Linked DNA regions of Homo sapiens: region 1 is linked to region 2. Evidence: chromatin loops called from intact Hi-C (ENCODE). Cell type or tissue: HCT116. All regions are shown on one strand. Links, peaks and the distances in the headings refer to the core of each region. The heading gives the core; the rest is flanking DNA. Region 1 overlaps MAP2K6 (mitogen-activated protein kinase kinase 6). Region 2 overlaps ABCA5 (ATP binding cassette subfamily A member 5).

The links. A loop is a pair of places that touch in the nucleus more often than their neighbours do. Peaks named below come from ENCODE experiments on the same cell type or tissue, not always from the same donor. Only the 100,000 strongest peaks of a DNase experiment are listed, where the experiment ranks them.
Region 1: a loop joins it to region 2, with 4 times the contacts of the local background. A loop is called at or near these places in 14 of 110 quality-filtered maps.

The regions. Positions count from the first base shown.
Region 1 is chr17:69,521,133-69,529,440 of GRCh38, forward strand. MAP2K6 (mitogen-activated protein kinase kinase 6) reads left to right here. Exons shown (of 12, transcript NM_002758.4): 8 at 2,382-2,509; 9 at 3,769-3,846; 10 at 5,438-5,577. Among named protein-coding and RNA genes, the nearest start is that of MAP2K6-AS1, 40 kb to the left of the region's middle. In HCT116, for the core only: CTCF peaks have their summits at 2,317 (motif pointing left), 3,959 (motif pointing left), 5,039 (motif pointing right), 5,737 and 1 weaker place; DNase peaks (open chromatin) are centred at 2,309 and 5,059.
Region 2 is chr17:69,242,555-69,250,899 of GRCh38, forward strand. ABCA5 (ATP binding cassette subfamily A member 5) reads right to left here. Exons shown (of 39, transcript NM_172232.4): 36 at 7,918-8,067; 37 at 7,351-7,430; 38 at 5,708-5,763; 39 at 1,757-5,090. The coding sequence ends at 4,983. It also overlaps a transcript of ABCA10 not described here. Among named protein-coding and RNA genes, the nearest start is that of PRO1804, 12 kb to the left of the region's middle. In HCT116, for the core only: a CTCF peak has its summit at 4,462 (motif pointing left); a DNase peak (open chromatin) is centred at 4,427.

The DNA.
Region 1 (8,308 bases), core at 309-8,308, 280 kb after region 2:
TTGATAAAGTTCATCTCTTTCACCTGGAGTCCGTCTCTACCCCCAGTCCCCCATGGGTGGAAGTAGAATTGACTCAGGCAAGAGAACTAAGGGGCTTTCCTTTGAGATTGGATAGCAAACCATATAAGTAGTATTCCTTATCATGGCTGAGGACATAAGAAGAAGACGTGATCTTTGTCTTACATCCAAATTGAATATAAACACTTGTTAGCAAGCAGAGCTATGAGATCATATCATTGAGAATTTTAGAGAATATGATAAAAATTGATCTTGTATTGGCCATCACATGAGAGCTTGTTGGAAAAGAATCATGGGTCTCAAGATCAAATGAATTGGAATTTGCATTTTAACAAGATTTCCGGGTGATTCTTGTGCACATGAAAGTGTGAAAAACTCTGGTATAAAGTAGAGCCCTTTCAGACAACAGGAGGCAGGATATAATGATTTATCTCTTCCTCTTTCCTTTTCTTCCTTCTTATTGGCCTGTTATCTCTTCAACCAGCCATTCATCCATCCATCCATTCATTCATTTTCTATCCCCCCATTCATCCATTTATTCATCTTTTAAAATCACTTTTAAAATGTAATAGATCCCCTGAGAGGTATCTGAGAAGAAAATATATTCTGATTAAATTATGCATCAGGATTCTTATAGGGAAGTAAGATAAATGTACAAAAAAAAAAAAAAAAAAAAAAAAAAACCACCTTAGAAATATGAAAGTACCAAGCTGGGTGCCGTGGTTCATGCCTACAATCCCAGCACTTTGGGAGGCCGAGGAGGGCGGATCACCTAAGGTCAGGAATTTGAGACCAGCCTGCCCAACATGGTGAAACCCCGTGTCTACTGAAAATACAAAAATTAGTTAGGTGTGGTGGTGGGTGTCTGTAATCCCAGCTACTTGGGAGGCTGAGGCAGGTGATTGTAGTGATTGTGGTGATTGTAGTCAGGGAAACTTCTGGGAAGAGATAACCAGAACCCTGTCTTTGGGAAGAATAATGGAATGTATTGGTAAGTAAGAGGGCCTTGTGGTTTGGATAATTCTTAAACTCTCTGAGCCTGGAAATAATGTAAAATGCCTTCCACAGTGTGCCTATTATTGTTAGTTGTTATTATTAAAAATTGGAAAAATAGGATGAAGGAAGATGAGAAGAAAATAGGAAGGAATACAGATAGGAAAAAGACTGTAGATTATTCACAACTTTGAAATTAACATTAAGGGTTATTTCACCATTATGAAATATGTAATTCATATTAGAGAAAATATGTAAGGTATAAAAATAATAAAATGAAATTTGTGTATCTTCTAGCTTAAAGGGAAAATTATAAAGGATAATTTTTAAAGCTTTTGTAATAATCTTTTACTTCCAATTTTATGGGTGTTATGAAAAGTATCACAAAGGGAAAAATTAGCTGTAATTTCAAATGTTATTATCCAGAGATAATCGTAGTTCCATTTTTTGGGCATATGGGCGGGTGGGTTAAATTTTTCTAGTCAAAAGGATTCGTTTAAAATCTGGTCTGTAATACTGCTTCTTCAGTAACCTGCCCTGTGGTCTGGAATACCTGGGTTTATGATCCTTTACACTATGTGACCTCTGACACATCGCTAGCAGAGGTTTCAATCAAAATCTGTTGCTTTGGGCCAGGCTTGGTGGCTCACACCTGTAATCACAGCCCTTTGGGAGGTGGGGTGGGAGGACTGCTTGAGGCCAGGAGTTTGAGACCAGCCTGGTCAACAAAGAGACATCCTGTCTGTCAAAAAAAAAAAAAAAAAAAAGTTAGCTGGGCATGGTGGTTCCCACCTGTAGTCCAAGCTACTCAGGAGACTGAGGCGGGAGGATGATTTGAGCCCAGGAGTTTGAGGCTGCAGTGAGCTATGATCACACCACTGCACACCGGTTGAGTGACAGAGTAAGACCTTATCTTGAAGAAAAAACCAAACCAAACAAAAACAAAGGTTGCTTTGGTCATATTTGGTGTATCATTGTGTCACAGTCTGCCTTTTTGTTCTTTGTTTTATTACTCCTACGTTAAATATCAATAGATCATTTTGAATTGGACATTTGATTCAGTAATAATTTTTTAGGCTCTTACTACAAGTATGAGGGTAATGAAGATCATAAAATCAGTGGAGAAAACAGTTCTTTGTATGGAGAAATTCACAATTCTACAAGGCATGAACAAAACATGAAATAGAAAATCAAGTTGAAAGCAATAAGCTGTTGTTAACTGTGGGTCAGGGATGGCAGTTACTTCTGTGTTGGGCAGCTTGGGGAAAGGAAGATGAAGGACAAATGGAGATTTTAGGCCCTCTGGTGGCAGAGAAATGAACCTTGAAAGCAGGCTGAAATGATGGCATCCTGGTTGTTTTCGCTTTCAGACGTCAAGCCTTCTAATGTACTCATCAATGCTCTCGGTCAAGTGAAGATGTGCGATTTTGGAATCAGTGGCTACTTGGTGGACTCTGTTGCTAAAACAATTGATGCAGGTTGCAAACCATACATGGCCGTAAGTACATTAGCTAGGGTGGCATCTGGTAATGTCACTGCCGACAAATCATGCTGGGAAACAAGAAATGGATGGCCACAGAGGGAAAATGGAAATGTACCTAAGACTCCAGAAGTAGTCTGCCTCTTAGTATTTCTTCAAAATTTTATGTCTGAAATCTTTACTCACTTGCTTCGTATATTGTCTTAGTTTGTTCAGGCTGCTATGGCAAAGTAATGTAAGCCAGGCAGCATATAAACAACAGAAATTTATCTCTCACAGTTTTGGAGGCTAGGAAATCCAAGATGAAGGCACCAGAAGATTTGGTGTCCAATGAGGGCTCACGTTTCTCAGGATCATACATAGCACCTTCCTGCTTAGTCCTCGCACGGTGAAAGGGGCGAGGGATCTCTCTAGGGCTTTTTTAATAAGGGCCCCAATCCTATTCATTAGTATTCCACTTTCATGATTCAATCACCCCCCAAAGGCCCTGCCTTCTGATGCCACCACATGTGCGATTAGGTTTTAACCTGTGGATTTTGGTGGGGCACAGACATAGTTATATATATATTACTTTAAAAAAATCAAGTGAAAGAGATACGTTATTTGAAAAAATATATACACAATACATATAGCCTGCACAGTTTTCCACACTGTATTGCAGGGGAGTATTACCTTGTTTGTTGAGGACAAAATAGTAAATAGAGCTTAAATTACCCAAACAAGGCAGTTAGATTAGTTATGAGAGGACCTCACAGCTGTGAAGATTCACCGTCATTAGCAGAGACCTTGCAATCCCCTTTAACTGGAGGAACGGCCACTAGATTCTACCTGGAAATGGACTTGTGCTTTGAATTGAAAAGCTTCCTGTCTGTGTTTAGCTAAAAATTGCTCAGGTCTATTAGCATGGGACAGTAGCCCAGTGACACTTGTTTTATTGAGTTCTGGACTGTTCATGTTTTAAACAAGGATAATTCTAGATGGGCAAAGTAGCTTTATAATGTATACCCTGTTTCTTCTTAAGGCAAATTTTAAATTTGTTATGAAAGGAACTTGATCCATTACTGTGTCCAAGAAAAGACAAACACAGAAGAAGGGAAACCCCACGGAGGCATTGATATTTGTTGTAGTTAACCGGGTCTTCTTGGCCTTGGTGGCATGTTAACAGCTTATAACAACTCACTTGGCAGCTGGTGCTACCCCCATCCCCAGAGACTATTGAGCTAAGAACGTTATCTCAATTGTCTTCCCAGTTTCTCAGTTGTCTGTCTTCTTTCCAGCCTGAAAGAATAAACCCAGAGCTCAACCAGAAGGGATACAGTGTGAAGTCTGACATTTGGAGTCTGGGCATCACGATGGTAGTGTATGCCAATCATCATGAACTATGAGGTTGTGGGTAATGAAACTAGAATGAGGTGGACGTTGGGTTCAAGAAACAAATGCCCTAAATGCTGGTTTGGGGCGCCCTCTCCTGCTGAGCTGGTAGGAGATTTTGAGTAATAATTGTTTGTATTGTGGTACAATAAAAACACTGATATGGGATTGGGGAAACCAATCTTTCTCTTGATTCCACCTCTGACGAGCTGTATGCCTTTTTGAGTAATTGTTACAGTCACATGGACTATCTTCCTATCCTCCTCTGTAAAACGAGAGGATCTGACCAGATTCCTTATAGTTTAAAATTAAATTATTCGAGCCAAGGCAAGAAGCTTAAGCTGTGCAAAGAATGCTAATGTGCGTGAACCCTGATAGGGCCGTGTTATCCAGGACATAGACTATGCTTCCCAGGATATTTTTATTGGAGAAGTAGAAGTCAAAGTCTGATCAGGTCAGTGTATTAGTTCGTTTTCACACTGCTGATAAAAGCATCCCCAAGACTGAGTAATTTAAAAGAAAAAGAGGTTTAATGGACTCACAGTTCCATGCAGCTGGGGAGGCCTCACGATCATGGCGGAAGGTGAAAGGCACATCTTATATGGCGGCAGACAAGAGAGAATGAGATGAGACAGCCAAGTGAAAAGGGAGATGCTTCATAAAACCATCAGATCTCGTGAGACTTTTTCACTACCATGAGAACCATAGAACAGTATGGGGGAACCACCCCCATGATTCAATTGTTTCCCACTGGGTCCCTCCCACAACATGTAGGAATTATGGGAGCTACAATTCAAGATGAGATTTGGGTGGGGACACAGCCCAACCGTATCAGTCAGGTATATCCTCAATACATGATAACCAATAGGATGATTTCCTTAGACACAGCCCTAAAGTTATATGATTTATTCATAACTTATTCATAACTTTGGTGATTGTAAATTTCATAACTTTGGTGGTCATACATTTTCAGTGGATCACCAAGGTCTGGAATTATCCACTGTGGTCCTGGCTCCTCCCCAGGCACAGCAGCTGAATAAATCCCATGAGTTATTTCTCCTGCCTGCCCAGAAAGCACATGATCCTGTAATGCAAAGTGGCCTTTTCTCAAGTCCAAAAAAAGATCTGTCATTTGGTTCTAGGTTGCTTTTTCTCCCTGTCATTTCACCAAGGGACCTGAAGGTGGCAGTAGATGCTCGGCTCTGGAAAGATCTTAGGCTGGGAATTACTTGTCAGACCAAACGTTTGAAATCCTCGTAGCTTTACATCCTGAAGTTTAATACGGTTGGCTTACAATTTTTATGAAGTGCCACAGTGGGTTTTAGTGAGGGTCCCCATTTTAGATAGGCTTAAGTGGCTGTGTCTAGTAAGTAATATTTAAAAATCCCTAGCACTAGGAATTTGGGGAAAATTGCTAGAGAACAAATTATTAGTTTATTTCCTGCCCCCCTACCCCTGGACTTATACTTGAACTTTGCCTTGTGTTTCCTGCTGTCTATCCACAAATGAAACGTGGGTGATTCCCTAAAGCAGCCCTGTTGAAACTGTTGTCTCCTTTTTTCTTCTTTTCTCCAGATTGAGTTGGCCATCCTTCGATTTCCCTATGATTCATGGGGAACTCCATTTCAGCAGCTCAAACAGGTGGTAGAGGAGCCATCGCCACAACTCCCAGCAGACAAGTTCTCTGCAGAGTTTGTTGACTTTACCTCACAGTGGTAAGACAGCCTCACCTCCCAAGTGTCAGTGTGAAAGAAGAAGATGAGTTCTCATGAATTTCTTCCATCGGGGTTGAATCCATCATGCATACATTCATTCCGAAAGCATTTGTGGAGTATGCCCTCTCTGCTGGAGAAGCAAAGATGACCGTATCACACTCCCTGCCCTCACTGAGCCCAAAGTCAAGTAGAGAAGTCTCATAAATGAATAATTATAGTATAATGTGGCAAGTCCAGTGATAGAGATAGGGGCATAGGCGATTTAAGGAACTCAGAGGGAAGACCTCAGGATAGGCTTTTCTGGAGGAGATAAATCTGGAGCTGCGATCACGAGAGGAATTTTCCAGACAAAAGGGAAATAGGAAAGGAAACATATTCCAAACAGAAGGAACATCATTCACAATGTCACGAAAGCAAGAAACTCCTTTATGTGAGCTTTAAGCAATTTGATGTTGATTAAAGCATAAAGAGAAAGCTGATAGGACCCACTAGAGGCCTGGGGATAGGAAGTAGAGGCAAAGAATTACTTTCGGTGAGAAGATAGTGGGTAGTTTGAGAGTGTTTCTTAGGTCCCCAGAAGTCTTGTAGAACCTTGGTTGCTACTGAATACTTGCTAACTGTGGAGAAACTTGCCCACCATAAGAGACAATGCTGAAGTTCTGGGAAGGGAATCCAAAGGAAGTTGGGGTGGAAAGTGGGAGGGAGCCATACTCATGAGGTGAACTATATTTTCATGAAAACTGCCAGGGCAGTCAAGAAAAGCAAGAGGGGAAAGTATTCTCTAGACAATCCAGTAATTTCTATCTGCATAGAGGTCATGATGCCTAGCATGGCTTGATAGTAATGATCATGGCAAGTGATGCTGGAAGCAGGATGCCAGAAGTGAAGCACACCCCTGAGCCAGGTTAGCGTATTTGGCCATCCGGGAGAAGTAGATGAGAATTAGGAGGAAGGGGGCTCGGAGATGGTGGCAGGCCCAGCTGTGACCCTGGGAGGGGAGCCGTTCTGAGTACTCACTGCTGGGGAAGGGCCTGGAGCTCTGAAGGCTGTTTGAGGTACTGAGGAAGCTGAAGGAACATCTTCCCCGTGGCTTCATTCCTCAGCCTCCATGGTTTTTAGAAGTGCTGTGAGGCAGGGCACCCGCGCCTGTAATCCCAGTACTTTGGGAGGCCAAGGCGAGTGGATCACCTGAGGTCAGGAGTTCAAGACCAGCCTGGCCAAAATGGTGAAAACCTGACTCTACTAAAAATACAAAAAATTAACTGGGCATGGTGGTGGACAGCTGTAATCTCGGGAGGCTGAGGCAGGAGAACCGCTTGAACCTGGGAAGTGGAGGCTGCAGTGAGCCGAGATCACGCCATTGCACTCCAGCCTGAGCAACAAGAATAAAACTTCGTCTCAAAAAAAAAAAAAAAAAGCTGTGAATACAGCATTCATCAGGAAACATGGAAGAAACATAAAACAAAGCAACTGTCTGTTGCTTGTGAACCTAAGAGCTCTTCGACTCTTTGTTAGCCCTAGGCCCCTTCTCATTTCTGGTACTTTTCCCTGATGATGTATGAGGCTGGTCTGCAGTTGTTTGTTTTTGTTTTTGGCTGGATGACTAGAGAGGGGCTGGAGCCTCGAGCACTAGTGTAATAGTTGTTGGATGCCTCTTAAAAGATATATCTTCTAGGCTGCTTCCTGTCTGTTTTCCTTGAGGGAGTGTGCTGGATGTGGTAGTACCTCTGCCAGGTTGACCTGGGTTCATGATTTTGCCTTCTGGATTCAAAGACTTGTTTTTTGTGGATGGTTGGTTGGTTGGTTATTTATTTATTTATTGCCTTATCCTCAGATGTTTAAGGTCACATCAAAAAAAGGGATGAGGGGCCGGGCGTGGTGGCTCACGCCTGTAATTCCAGCACTTTGGGAGGCCAAGGTGGGCGGATCACTTGAGGTCAGGAGTTCGAGACCAGCCTGACCAACATGGTGAAAACCCATCTCTGCTAAAAATACAAAAATTAGCCAAGTGTGGTAGCACACACCTGTAGTCCCAGCTACTCGGGAGATTGATGCAGGAGAATTGCTTGAACCTAGAAGGCAGAGGTTGCAGTGAGCTGAGATTGCACCACTGCACTCCAGCCTGGGTGATAAGAGAGAGACGCCATCTCAAAAAAAAAAAAAAAAAAAAAAAAAAAAAGATGAGGCATCTTGGGTAGTACAGAACAGTAGTTCTCAAGAGGGGTGGTAATGGGGAATGATCTTATCTAGCTAAGTCTCTTCAAATTATTCTCCCTATTACCTTTCTCCCACCTATCCCCTTTTCCCAAGATTCTGGGTGCTTTAGGAAATTTTGGTAAGAACGAGGCTGGTGTGAAAAGTTTGAGAAAGCTGAGTCTACCATTGTGAATCACCAGTTTAATCCAATGATTCTCAACTGTGGCTGCTCATTTATAAAACTCTAGTGAGCTTTCAAAATCACTGCCCCCTAGGCCTCATCCTCATAGACTCTGATTTAACTGATCTGGGGAGGGGCCAAGATACTAATATATTTTTAAATGTTCTCAAGTCATTTTTATGTACAGCTGCGGTGATAACCCCAGGTTTAGACATATGATCTATGGACCTGCCATCAACTAGTTTCTGTTTAGAAGGTTTATTTTCTTCAATTTGTTTAAAAAAAATCATCCAATTGCTTGAATTTTCTTTCACCAGTGTATTTTTTCTCTTACTGGAATTTTCTCCGAAGAAT
Region 2 (8,345 bases), core at 255-8,254:
CCTGGGTTCAAGCAATCCTCCTGCCTCAGCCTCCCAACTAACTGGGATTACAGGCACGTGCCACCACACCCAGCTAATTTTATATTTTTAGTAGAGACAGGGTTTCACCATGTTGGCCAGACTGGTCTCGAACTACTGACCCTCAGCCTCCCAAAGTGCTGGGATTACAGGTGTGGGCCACTGCACCCGGTCTGAGGAATTCATTTTCATTAATTAAGCACGTTATACTATAGTCACAACACAGAAGCTGGAAAGTCCTATTATCATGAATTTGGATGAAACGTAATAATAAAACCTAAAAAACATCTTGTTTTAGCGGAAAATACTGGGTTGCAAAAACCTGAAACTTAGATTGGGTTAACTCACAACTTAAAGCTCAAAAATCAAAGTTTGAACATAAAAGAAGGGCCACCTCAACAGTTGCCAGTTTAGTCTTAGAAGGCAGATCCAGGTTCTATGCTTATATCATTATTTAGTTTAGTTGATAGATACCCCTTGATCAGTCCCAATTGTTAACTGAGAAACCTAATTAGCATCCATCTCTTGGTCTCAAATTATCAAAGGGATAAATTTTGATAGTGTGAGATAGCTCTTTTATTGGCAAATGTGTAACTCTGCAAAGGTATATATGTAGACACGGTGAAAAAATTACTTCTGATTAGTGTACTGATACTGTATTTATTTGAGAATCTTGCACACACATCACGTAACAACAGGGATATGTTCTGGGAAATGCATCATTAGGCAATTTTGTCACTGTGCTAAGGCAATAGCCTATTACACATCTAGGCTATATGATACAGCCTGTTGGTCCTAGGCTACAAACCTGGACAGCATGCTACTATACTTAATACTGTAGGCAACTGTAACACAATAGTAAATATTTGTGTACATAGAAAAGGTACAAGAAAAATACAGTATTATATTTTATCATCTTACTATGTGGCCCATTTTTGACCAAAATGTTGTTATGCAACACATTACTATATTTATGCAAGTGTGGCTGCAAGCCTTATAACCAGGAAGTTTTGTGTATTTTGCCTATTTTTACGATGCTTGAAGGCCAGGTACAGTGGTTCACACCTGTAATTCCGACACTTTGGGAGGCCAAGGCAGGAGGATCCCTTAAGCCCAGGAGTTTGAGACCAGCCTGGGCAACATGGCAAAACCCCATCTCTACAAAAAATACGAAAATTAGCTGAGTGCAGTGGTGCATGCCTGTAGTACCAGCTACTCAGGAGGCTGAGGTGGGAGGATCACCTGAGCCTGGGAGCTTGAGGCTGCAGTGAGCCGGGATTGTGCCACTGTACTCCAGCCTAGGCAGCAAAGTGAGACCCTATCTCAAAAACGAAAGAAACACCAAATGATGCTTGAAATTCTTGAGAACTTGATTTTTTAATTTAAAACGGTAATTTAATTTGCAAGAGTTGTTTAGGCACTTGGGAAGAATCTGTTCATTAAGTTTAAAATATTGCCTAAGTGTTTGTATGAATCAATTCATTCAAAAATTCTAAGGAAAGTGATAAATATGTAAGTAGTGTTAAATATCTGAGAGTAACTGAACCTGTTATATGTGATAATGTGTAAGTTAAAGTGATTGCTTTCTATTTACAAAAAAATACATTCAAGACAAAAAGATCTATAAACATACCTAGTTTATGTTTAAAATCTGAATGTAAATTAAAACAAAGTAATTGTCAATGTTCCTTCTGCACTTGAAAACTAGCCTCAGATACTTAAAAAAAATTACTAACAATTTTAGTGCCAGGTTTTTGCATCATTTTTAATATGAGCTACTCATTATTCAATTATCAGCACTAAATAACAAAGAATTCACTTCAGTATACAAAATGACTTGTCTTAAATTTTCAACTCTTAAAGCTTATTATTAATATAATCATATTTATTTTTCTTAAAGAGCAGCATTGAGAATTGCTTACATATATTATAAATAAAAAATAATTAAACTTTTACCTGATAAGAATAGCTGATATAAAAATTATTCATCTGAGAATAAATTCTTTCATTTTAGGAAATAAGCTATTTCAGGAAAGAAAATAAAAAATCAATGTTAGCAAATTAAAAATACATTAAGGATAAACATTTCTATTTCTCAAAAATTAATGCCTATTTACATGTTACACAAAAATACAGTATGGTATTTTAACAAACTCAGGGCACAATTAGAATGAAGTTTTGAGTAACTAACAGAACAACAATAAAAACAATAATAACAACACTTATCCTAAGTAAAATTAATTGTGCTCCTATAAAACGTTGTTAGTACTACTAGCAAAGGATTTGTCATATTATAGTTAGTTATATAAAATAATAGCTAGTTATATAAGTTATATAAGTAATATATTATATATATTTTATGTAAGTTATATAAGTATCTATCTTACAGATCTCCACGATCTTACAGGGCCAAAACTGATAGTCATCCGAGTTCTCTCCAAAGAATCCATTTCTGGAAACATAATCACTTAAAATATTTGTTAAATTACATTACTCTAAAAATGTTTTAATGATTAAAACCAAAATACTGACCTAAGATAATTTGTGCAAATTTAAAAGAAAAAAATTATTTTAAAGAAAACCCACTGTCTTTACTGAAAACAAACTAGAAAAAAAAATTAAGAGCCCACAAAAGTAAGATGTAAAGTACACTCATCATGTTTTTTCTTGCCTTATTAGTCAGTAAACACTCACTCAGTAAAGCTCAGCTTTTACTTTCCTTTGAAAATTTGACCATGAATGGGAAATATAAGGTTGGTGATGTTGCTTTTGCCTAATATGTATATTTATTTATTTATCTGTACTGACATAGAAAAAAGTTTTGAGATCAGTAATTTAAGACATTTTAAAATTAGTATGTTCATAAACATGAACTGTACACTGTAAATAAATATATTTCACTTTTTGCCTCCTTTGCTTTCCAGCTCACTTACCCTTGTTTTCCTAAGAATTAAGTTATATTTCTCCTGAGTCAGATTTTGTTACTGTGAAAAAGGGAACATAATTTAATTTAACAACCAAAATATATTCTGAGTATATAAAAACTAAAAAAAAATTTGAATGTCTTTTAAAATTGTTTACAAGAGCATGTATTCATATACATTAAAAGCAAAGTAACTAAATGAACAAAATAAATAACATGATTGTGACTACTCAACTTTCACTTTGCAGGAAAAAAAATTTACTTTGCACCAATTACACATTCACAAATGTAAAGTGAAAGTTACCAAATCTACGTGCAAAAGCAGGTAATTTTCTTCATTAGTCATGCTCTATCTTCAGATGACATAACTTTCTTAGGATGGTCAGGTTCTAAAAAAAACTATGCTTTTTCGTGACTGCCTTAGTAAACTATAGATATAATTTTGTTGCTTTTACTAAACTTAAGTATTCAAGGTTACACATAATTACAAAAGCACATCCCAAAAAAGAGGTCCCTGGGTATTTATGTGAACATTATATATACTTTAGGAAAGTGTATAGCAACTGCCCCCAGCAATGGGGGAAAATATCAGCCACGTACTTTGTACCGAGAAAGAACACTTTTAAATCCACTGCTAGAGCCTAAAATCACAGATGTCTTATTACACAATAAAGCTAAAAGTTCATTAAATTTTGCCTACATTAAAGAATGAATAATGCCACTGAAAGGTTTTGCTTATTTAAAGTAATTCAGTACCAAATCCTTCTGTCATTGCTGTTGTTGTTGTCTAATACAATAATCACACTCTCAATATATTTGTTTTATGAAGTTAATACTTTCATTTGGTTGAAATGTAATGTCAACTAGCATTATTTACACTATTTTATACCTTGAGCCAATACATGGGTTGTACAAGGAAGTATTTCTAAGAAAATATTAGCCATGCCTTTAACTCTATCAAAAATGAAATTCTGGTTCTTATTAAAAAGAAATAGGCGCACTGCACTTACAATTCTTAATTTAACCCTTGAAAGAGTTTATTCATATCCTACCATGTTCCAAAGTCAATGAGGTAAGTTACTAAATAAATCTACACACTGATCTACTTACAATTTTATAGAAGAGATTCACTAAAGTTTACCAATAAAAACAAATACCCAATAAAATATTTTATTCAAGAACAAAATTAAATGTGCCCTTTGCAAGGAAGATGACAAAAAATTTATATGTTCCAAGAGTGATGAAGGAAAAGGTATGGCTTAATTCTACCACCTCCATAGATAACTGTCATTCTAGCCACAGAGTCAAAGAATCAGACTATTACGTAAGATTCTACACACAGTCTTCCTTTAATTATAATAACTAAAACCTTCTGAATTTTACTTTAAATTAAAGAAATGTAATTTCACATACCTAATTACCTAAGCCTAAAATCATGTACTAGAACAAGGGCTCATTTCACTTATTATGATCAATGACTGCCACCTAGTGGATATAACTTTCCTCAAATCTCTATATTGAGATTTCCTAGTGCTTACACTTCAGCTTTTACGGATGACAACTTCCATTCAAAGTGGCTTTTTTAGAAATTAAAAAGGAGAAGCAAGAAACTTTCACATTGCTTTATGTATCTTTTCTATGCATTAGTTATGAATTAGTTTTTTATTTAGATTGGAACATTACGTACTTATTTAAGAAGATGGCATAAACTTAAAGATAACTTAAAAATAAAACTATTCTATTACAATTCCTTTAAATCACAAATTCAGAAGCACTGTTTCTGAATGGTGAAAAAGATGACATACAAACTATATAGTTCAATATACTTCAATACAAACATGCAGCTTCACTTAATTATACATACGTTTTATTTAAAGAAAAGCAAAACACACAACCACAGCATTTCAATTAAGGAGCTTAGAAAAATTTCAAGTGCGTTCTTGGTTCTCCAGTTACCATTCCAATAAAAAACTTTTTAAACCAAAGTTAAAATTAAGTGAAAAAGAAAGAAGTCCCAGTAAGCAGACCGAACAATACAAATTCAAAATACTACTCTATCTTCTTGTGTTCGTTCCCACCAAAGTGTGCTGTTTAAAGTTCCACAACTATTATCTTCCTCCTCTTGTTCTTTAGTGAGTTCTACAAAAACCTAGGTGAAAAGAAATAAATGAATACAGTATGCTGTATCTCAAGTACCTCAAAGAACTTTTAACTAAATCAGAAATGGTACAAGGCTATATCTAGTTATATCAACAAGTATCAAGAGATTTATTAACATTAACATTATTCAAACAGATTATTTTCAAAAGTTACATGCAAAGATGAATACTATTTTAGATTAATAGATATGTTTTTTAAAAAATAATTCATAACTACTTAAACAATGTAATTTCAAATACACTAATGTGAAACACCACCATCATGACTCACTTTCTTTACAAAATGAAAAAAACAGATATTCAAAATCAGCAAATGAAAGTTAGCTTGATTTAAGCATTCCATATTGCACACATGTATCAAAACATCACTGTACCCAATAAACAGTGTGATTTGTCAATTTAAAATAATATCAATTTAAAAAATAAAATTTAAAAAATTAGTAAGTGAAGAACCTAAGGTTGATTAAAATTATACCAAGTTTAAGATCATTCTGTACCAATTTGTCACTGGTTTACGATATCTCTCCCTCTCTAATATAAACCAAAACAATCGATATCAGATACTTTCTTCTATAAAATAATTTTTAAAAATTTAACTTTATAGTACCTGTTCCAATGTTGCTTGAGAAAAGCTATATTCTTCAATGGCAAAAGCATGTTTAGCTATTAAAATATAAAAATAGTATTTTACTTATCAATATCTGAAAAAAATGGCAATACCTACCAAAGTGGCTAACAATGTTTTAAAATATCTCTGTAATCAACCCACTTAAATTTGAAGCTGCCAAAACATGTTATTTTTCCCGCTTACTTCCTTTCTCTTCCCCACACCTATAATTCCTCTATAGCCCTAAGTACTGTATGTTGAATGTTACTTGTCTTATTTCACTTTTTCTAAGTTCTCCTCCATTATCTTTTTCCTGGTGATTCTTTTCATGTCTTCTTTTGATCCCTGCTCTCTTATCTCCCATTCTCCAACTCCACTGTAGCCTATTCTGGCTTCTTGAACTAGATTCTGGATATTGGTCCTATCTCCATAAACCTTTTGTTTTGTTTTGTTTTGTTTTTAAGACAAGGTCTTGCTCTGTTGCCCAGGCTGGTATACAGTGGCCTGGGCAACACAGCAAGTATACAATCATGGTTCACTGCAGCCTCGACCTCCCAGGCTCAAACAATCTTCCCACCTCAGCCTCCTGAGTTAGCTGGGACTACAGGCACATGCCACTATACCCGGGTAATTTTAAAAAATATTTTGTAAAAACAGAGTCTCACTATGTTGCTCAGGCTGGTCTTGAACCATGGGCTTAAGGGATCCTCCCGCCTCAGCCTCCCAAAGTGCTGAGATTATAGGTGTGAACCACCATGCCGGCCAATAAACATGAATAAACAATGAACATCATGCAGGCCATATATTACAGACCAAAAAATAATTAATTAGTGTTCTTGGCAAAAGTAAACCCATTAATCCATAGCTGCAACAAGAATATATACAGTATCAGGAAATCTTTTTGTATTCAGTAATCACATAAAGAACAATCATAAAAATCCTGTAGTTATTTTGAAAATTATTAATAATAAACCTTATACATAAATATAGGTTGTTTCACAGTTTATAAATGCCATAAAATAATCTGCATATGAATACCTGATTCTTCCAGGAGGTGATCTCCCTCAACTGTCACCAGCATATATATATTTATCCTACATACCACTTATTTTTTAAATGCCAAGATTCTATAAGCTTCCTTAAAATTTTGGGGACTGCCCACCCCTCGCTACACTCAGAATTCTCTTTGCCACTGGAGTCTTGATAGTGTTGCTACTTCTATGGACCAGTATGAAGTAAGGATTCAAGAAACTCAGAGCTCTTGCTGCTGGACTAACTGCAAAGACTCGATAATTAAGCTGACCCTTCTCATAGATGCAATGTGATAAACTGTGTCAATGCTCTCTAAAAATTGTAAAAGGTTTACATTACAATAGAGTTTATCTACAAAATCCCTATGACATTAGTGTTTACCTGTGTCTTAGATTAAATGAATAAAAGGTTATCTTCTTATCTGCCATAGTTTCTAAAATAAACCGAGTCCCCAGTTTTAAACTTTTTAAATAAAATTCTTTCATAATTTGAGAGCTACAACATAAGTGCTTTTCAACTACTTACCTTCTTCCAGCTTAAAAAAAGATTGTGAAAGGGACTGAACATCTTCCTTAGGAATTTTATAAGCCAAAATAGAAGATACTACTTACCTTCTTCCAGCTTAAAAAAAGATTGTGAAAGGGACTGAACATCTTCCTTAGGAATTTTATAAGCCAAAATAGAAGAAAAACTGGAAAAAAAGATAAAATATGGAAAAAAATTAAAAATTACTACTATTATGTTCTAAAGCTAAAGTTCAACATGTTTAAAATTCAAAATTAAATTCAATAACTTATTTTGGTATTTAGTTGGATGAAAATTGTTTAAAATAATAACATTTTCATGCAAAACAACTCTCATTACTACTAAGAATGTTAAAAAAATTTAAATACTACTGAATATTGAAAAATCTAATACTAAGGCAGATATAAAACACCAGCCATCAGACTTCATTAGTCCAGTATTGGTGATAATACAGAGAGAGATATATAAATTATCTATCTACAGATACATATATTTCATATATATGAAAAAATATACATATATATTCACACACAGAGATATATATATATATGGTCTATGAATGAAAAGATGATTTTTCACTTAATCCTTAATATAATAACTTTTTATAACCTTTGCTCTATAAAGAAATATAACCACATTCTTTAAAATTTTACCTTTCCTGACGGCTTGCATTTGGGAAAATATACTGAATTTCTCTTTGAAGGCGGTCTACTTCTAGGTTTTCTATCCAGTCCTTCAATTTAATTTCCAAAAAGTAGCCTTTTCCAAATTTACTCTTTAGATGTTGTACTGTTCCGATACATCTGAAGTAATTTTTTAAAAGAAAGCTCAGATATAAAATGACAGCTTCAAAGAATAATCTCTCACACATATAACTACATTTTAAAAAAATATACCTTTATATTTAGAGAAAAATTACAAAGAAAATACAGCATCCCCATACACTCTTTATCCGGTTTCAGTTTCCCTAATCTTATCATCTTATATTACCATGGTAAATTCCTCACAACTGAGACACCGACATTGGTACATTCCTTGTCACTGAACTCCATACTTTATTTAGATTTCACCAATTTTCTAT